3 separate regions of the Homo sapiens genome follow, and regions 1 and 2 are each linked to region 3. Evidence: chromatin contacts called from ENCODE Hi-C or POLR2A ChIA-PET data. All regions are on one chromosome and are shown on one strand. Each heading gives the region's core, a stretch centred on a gene start or an enhancer-like site at or near the end of the contact. The rest is flanking DNA. Distances are from core to core; before and after follow the strand shown. Region 1 overlaps LOC105376207 (a long non-coding RNA gene). Region 2 overlaps LOC105376208 (a long non-coding RNA gene). Region 3 holds the start of KLF4 (KLF transcription factor 4).

What was found. A loop is a pair of places that touch in the nucleus more often than their neighbours do. ChIA-PET counts read pairs that join two places held with the same protein, here RNA polymerase II (POLR2A). Pooled maps may share reads with other maps.
Region 1: a map of mammary epithelial cell shows a loop between it and region 3 (5-fold over the local background). The contact joins the enhancer-like site here to the promoter of KLF4 in region 3. A Hi-C loop is called at or near these places in 3 of 168 maps with a recorded cell type or tissue (PC-9, endothelial cell of umbilical vein and mammary epithelial cell) and 5 of 50 pooled maps. POLR2A ChIA-PET finds 5 or more read pairs at or near these places in 4 of 52 experiments (A549, GM10248, MCF 10A and 1 more).
Region 2: a map of PC-3 shows a loop between it and region 3 (8-fold over the local background). The contact joins the enhancer-like site here to the promoter of KLF4 in region 3. A Hi-C loop is called at or near these places in 38 of 168 maps with a recorded cell type or tissue (IMR-90, MCF 10A, PC-3 and 23 more), 1 of 37 single-sample maps with no recorded cell type and 27 of 50 pooled maps. POLR2A ChIA-PET finds 5 or more read pairs at or near these places in 4 of 52 experiments (A549, AG04450, MCF 10A and 1 more).

The regions. Positions count from the first base shown.
Region 1 is chr9:107,706,040-107,709,210 of GRCh38, reverse strand. It overlaps LOC105376207 (a long non-coding RNA gene), which reads left to right. Exons shown (of 4, transcript XR_930225.3): 3 at 2,211-2,716. Among named protein-coding and RNA genes, the nearest start is that of KLF4, 220 kb to the right of the region's middle. Within about 2 kb of position 1,635, at least 4 of the 41 ENCODE cell types and tissues checked have a DNase peak (open chromatin) inside an H3K27ac peak, as active enhancers do; they include mammary epithelial cell, where a contact is called at or near this core.
Region 2 is chr9:107,736,865-107,740,001 of GRCh38, reverse strand. All of the region lies in intron 1 of LOC105376208 (a long non-coding RNA gene), which reads right to left. Among named protein-coding and RNA genes, the nearest start is that of KLF4, 250 kb to the right of the region's middle. RefSeq lists enhancers at 177-677, 807-1,306, 1,307-1,808. Within about 2 kb of position 1,806, at least 24 of the 41 ENCODE cell types and tissues checked have a DNase peak (open chromatin) inside an H3K27ac peak, as active enhancers do; they include IMR-90, PC-3, adrenal gland and 11 more, where a contact is called at or near this core.
Region 3 is chr9:107,488,350-107,491,236 of GRCh38, reverse strand. KLF4 (KLF transcription factor 4) reads left to right here and starts at 1,468. Exons shown (of 5, transcript NM_004235.6): 1 at 1,468-2,069; 2 at 2,187-2,307. The coding sequence starts at 2,065. RefSeq lists silencers at 1,187-1,396, 1,756-1,955, 2,607-2,656.

The sequences.
Region 1 (3,171 bases), core at 386-2,885, 220 kb before region 3:
TTTAGCAGGCAGTCATTGTTCTGGAGCTCTCATTTGGGTTGGCAGAGACTTTGGGAGACCTGAATTGAGGTCTGAGGTTCTCCTTGTCATGGTCTGAAGGCTTTCCTTGCCCAATTCTGCTTCTCGTGCTTGTTATTTAACGCAAGTGACATTGCTCTCCCCAATAAACTGCTTATATTTCTAACTTCCTCTCATAAGCTGCTTCTCAGAGAACCCAATTGACAAACATATCTTATCTTAGTCTGACAGAAGAGAAGAACTCAAAAACTTTCTTTGCCTCTTTGGAGATTTGTCTGGGCAAAGGAGTGATCTGTGACTCCTGAGGCTTTTGAGAATGAGCTGCTACCATCATGAAAAGCATGCATATCTGTACATGAACTTCTTTGGTAATCTGGTGATACCTACAGACACCTTCTCAGATTTGGTCAGACCAAAGCCAGCAGGATTGGATTGAAGTTTGCCCAGTACCTGGAGTCATGCTCAAAGGACTTGTTTTTGTTTTTTGTGTGTGTGTGTGTTTTGTTGTTGTTGTTGTTTGAGACGGAGTCTCACTCTGTCGCCTACGCTGGAGTGCAGTGGCGTGATCTCGGCTCACTGCAAGCTCCGCCTCCAGGGTTCACGCCATTCTCCTGCCTCAGCCTCCTGAGTAGCTGGGACTACAGGTGCCCGCCACCATGCCAGCTAATTTTTTGTATTTTTTGTATTTTTTTTTTAGTAGAGATGAAGTTTCACCGTGTTAGCCAGGATGGTCTCGATCTCCTGACCTCATGATCCTCCCGCCTTGGCCTCCCAAAGTGCTAGTATCACAGGCGTGAGCCACTGCGCCCGGCCAAGGACTTGCAATCAATAGGATTGCATTCGGACAACAACCAGAGGGACTAAACACTTTGACATAGGAGTGGTGGCCTAAGTCACCAGTGGCATTTAGTCTGATAAAGAGAAATTTTGGAAGGAAAAGGACACAGAGATAAGGCTACTATGTAGAACAGGGGTTGGCAAAGATATCCTGTAAAGGATGATACAGTAAATATTTTTGGCTTTGTGGACAGATGACTCATCTGGTCTCTGTCACAGCCGTACACTCTGCCATTGTACACAAAAGCAGCCATAGAGGATACAGAGATGAATGGGTGTGGCTATGTTCCAATAAAACTTCATTTGCAAAAACTGGTAGGTGGTCAGATTTGACCAGTCGGCCATAGTTTGTTGACCTCTGATGCAGAAAAAGGAAAGTTGGAGGAAAACATTTACTTAGAATCTACTTTATCCCAAGCATTTACACAGTATTTCATTGATTCTTCATAGAAGCTCTTTGAGGTAGGTCATATTTCACAATTTTCATAGGCATGAAAACTGAGTCCATATACTCCTATACTTGTATACTTCCTATACAAGTTATTAAGAAAATATGCCCCAAATCCCACAGCTATGATGCAATAGCCTTAGGATTCTAAGAACTCTCTATCATAGTACTCCCTGGAGAACAGCGGGGGTAAAATCTACATCTGGCATGATTCACCACCCTAGTGATAACACATAGTACATCCGTAAGGGTCACCAAGTTCCGGACGCATCCTGAGAAATGTGAAGACTGTGATTCTAGCAACGAGGAGGAGACCTGGGTCACTGGGTTGAAAGATGTGATGAGGCAACATGTGATGCCCATTCTTGATGGAAACAAACCAGCAAAGGGTTTTTCTCATTGTTTTAAGTGCTTTTAATGAATTGATTCATTAACCACAGAGATATTTTCCACAGCACCACTTACTGCCGAACTTTCTGCCAAGAACAAGGCCAAAGGCAAAGATCTCCGGACAGCTGCAGCATCAGGGAAGATTGATGCAGTTATATCATCCCCCCCACCCCACCCAGGCAGAAGAACTGCTTCTCCCCCTCCCCTCTTCCCATCCCATTAACTTGAAATATATCCCTTGAAGGCTTCCCCATATTAAACTATCCAGCCAAACACCAGATAATGACTCCCTTCTCCACAGCCTGTCCACACTGCCATTATCACATCTTTTTCTCCGAAAGACCATCCCGACATTATTTATCACTGTACCCAGTACTCAGAGAATGCCTAATACACAGACTCACTCCATAGTGAGTTAAACTTCATTTAAATGTGCCTCATCCAAATGCATTCATCTGTGTTTCTTATTTAACCCCCATGGCAATCACTGAGCAAATTATCATCTCTTATTTTATAGATGAAAGAAACCAAGGCTTCAAAAGGAAGCTACACTGAAGCAGAAAGAACTAGTGGTACCCCTGGAAGCCACACCTGCTCTTCCTATGCTCCAGGGCTCTGTGCCATTCCTGCAGCTTGAGCCAGGAGGAATGTTTGCAAGGATACCAGCCATTTTGCCAATGTGCACAGTTTTTCTTTAGTCATTACTGGAGGAGACTGACTTTCTTCTGTTTCAAATATCTAAAGATCACTTTCAGAGCAAACTGAGAGTAAACTAACTGGATGGGCTAATCCTACCTTGGATCCTCCTCTGCCATTTCATTGTTAGAATCAATTTCTGCAGGAGTATTTCACATATTTTACTGTCAGTGTCTCTGCAAACCCAACACATTATGGAGGAGAGAGCAAGCCTCTGAAGCCAGACACACCTGAGATTAAATCCTGGTTCTGCCATTTTATTAGCCATGTGACTTTAAAAGGTTACTTAATCTCTCAGGGCCTTGATTTCCTCATCTGTAAAATTGGGTAAGAATGCCTACTTTGTTTTATTTGTTGTTGTTGTTTTGTCCGGTTTGGGGTGTTTGTTTGTTTGATAGAGACAGTGTCTTACTCTTGCCCAGGCTGGAGCGCACTGGCATGAGTATAGCTCACTGCAAAGATGCCTACTTTGTAGGCTTGTGGAATTAAGAAAAATAATGAGCCAGAAAAAAATATTGTTTAAATGTTTATATAGATGAAATATATAGATGACATATGATAGATAGATATAGAGATGATAAATGACGATGCTGATAGATAGATAGATAGATAGATAGATAGATAGATAGATAGATAGATGGCAGCATGTAACATTAAACTTATTTTGTAGCCTAAGAAATTGAATATTAAGAGTTTAAGAAAAGGAAGAATAATAATACCCTCCATAAACACCTGGCCTCTTTCTGGATGGGAATCTGAGACTGAGATATTAAAGAACTTGC
Region 2 (3,137 bases), core at 557-3,056, 250 kb before region 3:
TGAAGTTGGAAGCTGGCCTTGCCTCTGCCATGGCAGGCAGCCCTGAGTCAGCTGCCAGGACCTGGGGTGGAGTACAAATAGCCCCAGGCCCCTTCAGGCAGACCAAGAGCCAGCAACTCACCCCCTGGGCACCCAGCCAGGCTTCCTTCAAGCCAGGGCCTGAGCACATGGACCCTAATCGGCGAAACCCCCCACCCTTCCTTTGCAAACACCCTTGTGGTCAGCTCAGGGCGGGCCGACAGGCAGAGCTGATCTCCCCCGTGCTCCCTGAAAGCCTCCACACTGAAGGAGCTGGCGCAGGACCGCTCAACCCCGGCCAAGAGCAGCCCGGCCATCTGAGAAGGGCTGGGAGCTGCCCTCTGGACAAGGAGCGGAGCTCCGGGATCTGAATAGGACGCTGACTCTGGTGGACTCCCGCCTGCATGTCCTCCAGTCCTCTGCTCAAAGGCCTGCTCCCACCTACTGCGATTACACACATACACCCCAGCACTCCTGTTTATGCCCCTTATCATGCTTTATTTTTTTATAGGATTAAAAAAAATTTTGTTTTGCCATTTGGCATATCATAATGTATATTATTCATTTGTGGGAAATTCACTAGGATGAAAGTTCTATGAGGACAGCAATCTTTTTGTTCTATTCCCTACTATATCCCATTTCTAGCTGCTAATAGGTGCTCAGTAAACATTTGAAGGAGGAGGAAGGAAAAGAAGGAAGAAAGGGAGGGTGGGAGGGAGAATCTTTAGAGAGGGTAGGTCTGGTTAGCCTTCTTCTCTTCCCGGCTGGCATCTCTCCTTCAGAACTACCCCAGACTGGTGGCCTTATAACCTTTTGGAGAAATGACTTTAGCAGCCACTTTTTAAACTTCCATTTATCCCATTTATCTGGGGCTCACTCTGTGTCAGGCAGTACAGATAGATGATCTCACTTGATCTTCTCAACAACTCTGAGGTCTGTGTCATTGCTTTGACTCAGGCTTTCTCAACCTCAGCCCTAGTGACAATCGAAGCCGACAGGTCCCTATTGTGGAGGGCTGTGCTGTGCATTGCAGGACATGTGGCAGCATCCCTGGCCCCAACCCACCAGATACCACCAGTACCCTTACTCCTAGTGTGACAACCAAAAATGTCTCCAGACATTGCTAAGTGTCCCTTGGGGTGGCAGGCAAAATTGCTTCATTTGAGAACCTCTGTGTTAACTCCACAAAGGGGGAAACAGGCTCAGAGAAGCTAAGGAAGTTGCTGGAGGCCATGACAGAGGAAGGAATCCCACCTAGGTCTGCCTTGCTTCAAAGCCAGCGTTCCCTCCGTTCTGCCAGGCCATCCTCCCTCGGCAGGCAGGGCTCACGGTCCAGGGAACTGTTACTGAGAGGCCTCTGCCCAGCCTCTGCCCAGCCCCTGCCTGTGTCCCAACGACGACAGAGCAAGGCCCCTGACGTGCGAGAAGAGCCTTCCCCAGCAGCCGCCGCTGAGTTTAAGGCCAAGCAGCTTGAAAAACACTTACTCATACCCTGGCCATGACGGGGAAACATCACGAATGATAAATCATATCTCTTAATTATCTGTGATTTCTGAGGCCGGCCAAAATTTCCTTTTCATGACAAATATTTGCTCTGAGATTTCTTTTCCCCTGAAAAAGAGAAGCAATGCAAGGAGATCCCTGGGGCTGGTCTCCCAAGTGGGAATCCCAGCATCTCTGATCAGCCCTCTTGTCCCACCCAAGCTGTCTGGAGCTAGGTTCCTGCCTGGGCATGCCTCTTCCCTCCACGCTCCAAGTAGTAAAATCCCCAGGTTTCTGTTTTGTTTTGTGTTTTTCGTTTTCTTGGAAGGGTGCCTGAATTGGAGATGTTTACTCACTTAAATGAGACCTATTTGAAATTACTCTGAGGGCGGGAGGAAGACAGAAAATAAAAGGGCATAGGGCCCAGGGTGAAAAGGCCAGGGTTCGAGTCAACTTGAAACTGCTGCAGGAAAATTTACCCCACTAGTCTAGCACCTCTTGGCATGATAAGGAGAGTGCCCAGTCTTCTCAGCCCCCATAACTTCTGGCCCTTCACCCTGCGGGGCTCCTTCTAGCTTCATCTTCCCCACTCTTCCCTTAGGGTGAGCCCCTTTACTAGCTTTTAAATACGATTTTTCACAGGTTTTTGTCTTTGCAGTGAATGCTTTTCCCTATTTTCTGCCCATAAAACTCCTATTCCTCTTCCGTAACCCAATATAAATGTCCCTTTCTTTGCCAATCCTTGCCCCACCCCGGGTAGAATTCATCTCTCCCTCTCCATGATTCCTCAGTAGTTTACACAGACATCAGTTTTACTTGGTTTATACTCTCTTGGAGATATGCATGTACCAGGCCTCTGGAGTCCAGGGGAAAAGCTGAGTGGGCGACCAGAGCAAGCCAACCGCCACTGGAGACAGAAAAAGACATTCAGGTTTTTTCGCTCCAGGGCTTTCCTGTCCACCCAGCTTGGTTTTCCCTGGTCCACTAACATGTATGACTGTCCTGGGCGCATCTGCTAGAACAAATTGCAGAGGAGCTTTGCAGCAGTCAGAAACTCTGATCCTATTTTGTTCTACATTCTGAAGCAGGTGACATGGGCCACCACATTCTTCTCTCTTTTCCTTCCTTCCTTCCTTTCTTCCTTTTCTTTCTTTTCTTTTCTTTTCTTTTTTTTTTTTTTTTGGCAGAGTCTTGCTCTGTTGCCCAGGCTGGAGTACAGTGGCATGATCTCAGATCACTATAGCCTCAACCTCCTGGGCCCAAGCAATCCTCCCACCTCAGCCTCCTGAGTAGCTAGGACTGCAGCCATGCACCACCATTCTCAGTTATTTTTTAATTTTTGTAGAAATGGGGTTTTGCTATGTTGCCCAGGCTGCTCTCAAACTTCTGAGCTCAAGGGATCCTCCTGCCTCAGCCCCTCAAAGTGCTGGGATTACAGCCACGCACCACCATGTCAGCCAGGCCACCACCACTTTCTATGAGAATATTCTGGGTTCTGGTTACACTCACGTGCCATTGTCATGAAGCTAGGCTCATTGAAGGCACTTGACCATAGTCCATCTCAATCTCTCTCCTCTTGGCATAAAAATATGGAGTGAGCAGAGTGGGGTGCCTGGTCCTGGCTGAAAGAAAGCAGA
Region 3 (2,887 bases), core at 219-2,718:
AGGATCCCACCGCATCGCTCCACTTCCTGGCACATGGTCACTTCCCAGGGAAGTCCCTTTAGGGGGGCCTGACCTACCCGGAGCCTGAGCCGAAGGAACGAGTTGTCCTTTGACCTTTACTGGCCATTTCACCTCTTTATGACTCAATTTCTCATCCATAAAGTGGAAAGGAGAGTGCGTGGCTTGAAAAGTCATCAGTGAGTGTTTAATTCTTCTTTAATGGGTGTCTTCTATTATTATTATTATTCTACAGTGCAATTTAGTCATCAAATATTACAGGCAGTGGCTCACGCCTGTAATCCCAGCACTTCGGGAGGCCGAGGCAGGCTGATCACTTGAGGTCAGGTGTTCGAGACCTGCCTGGCCAACATGGTGAAACCCCGTCTCCACGAAAAATACAAAAATTAGCCGGCGTCGTGGCGCACGCCTGTAATCCCCGCTACTCGGGAGGCTGACGCAGGAGAATCGCTTGGACGCAGGAGGCGGAGGTTGCACTGAGCTGAGATCGTGCCACTGCATTCCAGCTTGGGCGACACAGCGAGACTCTGTCTCACAAAAAAAAAAAAAAGAAAGAAAAAAAAAGGAAAGGGCTTCGAGATGGCTGGTTGAAAACTGTCTCCGCGCCTCACAGTCCCTCTTCTCTCCCTTATGCCTCTGAGTAAATCTTGAGCCCTTTCACTCCCTTTCTCGCTATTTAAAGTATCAAAACCATAACTCCCCATTCGTGCCTCTTTCCGCCTGTTCCCGGCGGAACACTCCTCTGGCCTTCTCTTGAGGCTCCCAGTTCACGCTGCACAGTGCTGGGCACTGCCTCCTCTCCACACCCCTAGCGCCCCCCACCCCTCAGCAGAAGGGCCCGCGAGGAACCGTGCGAGGTCAGGCCGAGCGCCGGCACCGCCACCGGCACTGGCGCTGAGCGACGAGAGCGGACTCCTGCGAGCGCAGAGAGGGAGGGGGAGATGGAGGGCTGGATGAGTCACGCGGATAATCGCGCTCTTCTCCAGCGCGCAGACAGCGCGGCAAGCGCGTATGCTAGCAGGGGTGCGGACGCGTGACCGTGCCGCCCGCTGACCCCACCAGTCTTCGCGGGCTTCGAACCCAGGGAGCCGACAATGGCGGTGAGTACGGCCCTGGTCGCGCAGCGACCGAACCTGCGCCCGGTTCCTCGCGCCCCGCGCTGGGGCGGACGCCGCCGCCGCCGCCGACACCACTGCCGCCGGCGTCAGCTCGGCTCCAGCCCGCCAGCTGCCTGGCTGGCGTCACGGCCCGGCCCAGCCCCGCCCGCGCCCCTCCTTCCCCTCCCCCGCCCCCACGTGCGCCGAGTTTGTTGATTTAGCTGCCATAGCAACGATGGAAGGGAGCCTCGGGGGGGGCGGAGAGAAGAAAGGGAGGGGCGGGGCATGGGAGAAGGCGGAGGAAAAGGCTGTAGCGAAGGAAGTTATAAGTAAGGAACGCGCGCCGGCGGCCGGCAGTTTCCCGACCAGAGAGAACGAACGTGTCTGCGGGCGCGCGGGGAGCAGAGGCGGTGGCGGGCGGCGGCGGCACCGGGAGCCGCCGAGTGACCCTCCCCCGCCCCTCTGGCCCCCCACCCTCCCACCCGCCCGTGGCCCGCGCCCATGGCCGCGCGCGCTCCACACAACTCACCGGAGTCCGCGCCTTGCGCCGCCGACCAGTTCGCAGCTCCGCGCCACGGCAGCCAGTCTCACCTGGCGGCACCGCCCGCCCACCGCCCCGGCCACAGCCCCTGCGCCCACGGCAGCACTCGAGGCGACCGCGACAGTGGTGGGGGACGCTGCTGAGTGGAAGAGAGCGCAGCCCGGCCACCGGACCTACTTACTCGCCTTGCTGATTGTCTATTTTTGCGTTTACAACTTTTCTAAGAACTTTTGTATACAAAGGAACTTTTTAAAAAAGACGCTTCCAAGTTATATTTAATCCAAAGAAGAAGGATCTCGGCCAATTTGGGGTTTTGGGTTTTGGCTTCGTTTCTTCTCTTCGTTGACTTTGGGGTTCAGGTGCCCCAGCTGCTTCGGGCTGCCGAGGACCTTCTGGGCCCCCACATTAATGAGGTAGGTGAGGCGCGCGGCGCTGGGAGCAGGGAGGGGTGAGGACCGGTGGGACGCGCCGGAACGACGGCCGAAAGCCGCCCCTGACTCTCCTGTCTCCGCTCCCTGCCTTGCTCGCAGGCAGCCACCTGGCGAGTCTGACATGGCTGTCAGCGACGCGCTGCTCCCATCTTTCTCCACGTTCGCGTCTGGCCCGGCGGGAAGGGAGAAGACACTGCGTCAAGCAGGTGCCCCGAATAACGTGAGTATCGCTCCGGGCCGCCGGGAACGCCCGGTGGGTTTTCGTGGGTGTGGTGGGGGCGGGCGGAGCCTTGGGGTCACCAAGAGCCACTGAACGAGGGTAAGGAGCGGCCACCGCGCGGACTCCGCAACCTTCCCGGGATAGCTTCCGTGTCCTTGGCTCAGCTGTGTATGCCCGTGGTGCGAGCACTGCGGAGCCGCCTGGGGCGCAAGCCGGGTCTTCACCAGTCCCCGGGCGCGCTGTCGGTAGGGCGGGCGCTCTCGGGCCACCGGGCGGGAGGTGGCCGCGTCCCCAGACACTGGCTGGGCCAGAGTGAGTTTAGCGCGTAGGCGGCCCCGTGGCGAGAGCGCACCGAGAGAGCCTCGGTGTGCCAATTCCGGGGACGTCCACGGGACCTGGAGGGGGAGGGACCAGCCGCGGCGCTCGCTCACACGCAATTGGGCAGACAGGACATAACACCCGCAATACAGACGCATCACCTCTTCTTCGACCCGGGAGTGGGCCGAGATTGCAGCGCTGGCGCCCTGGGTTCCCGGGTGCTTCCTGCCTGACCAGTCCCCATGTCTGGGCGGTGCAGTCG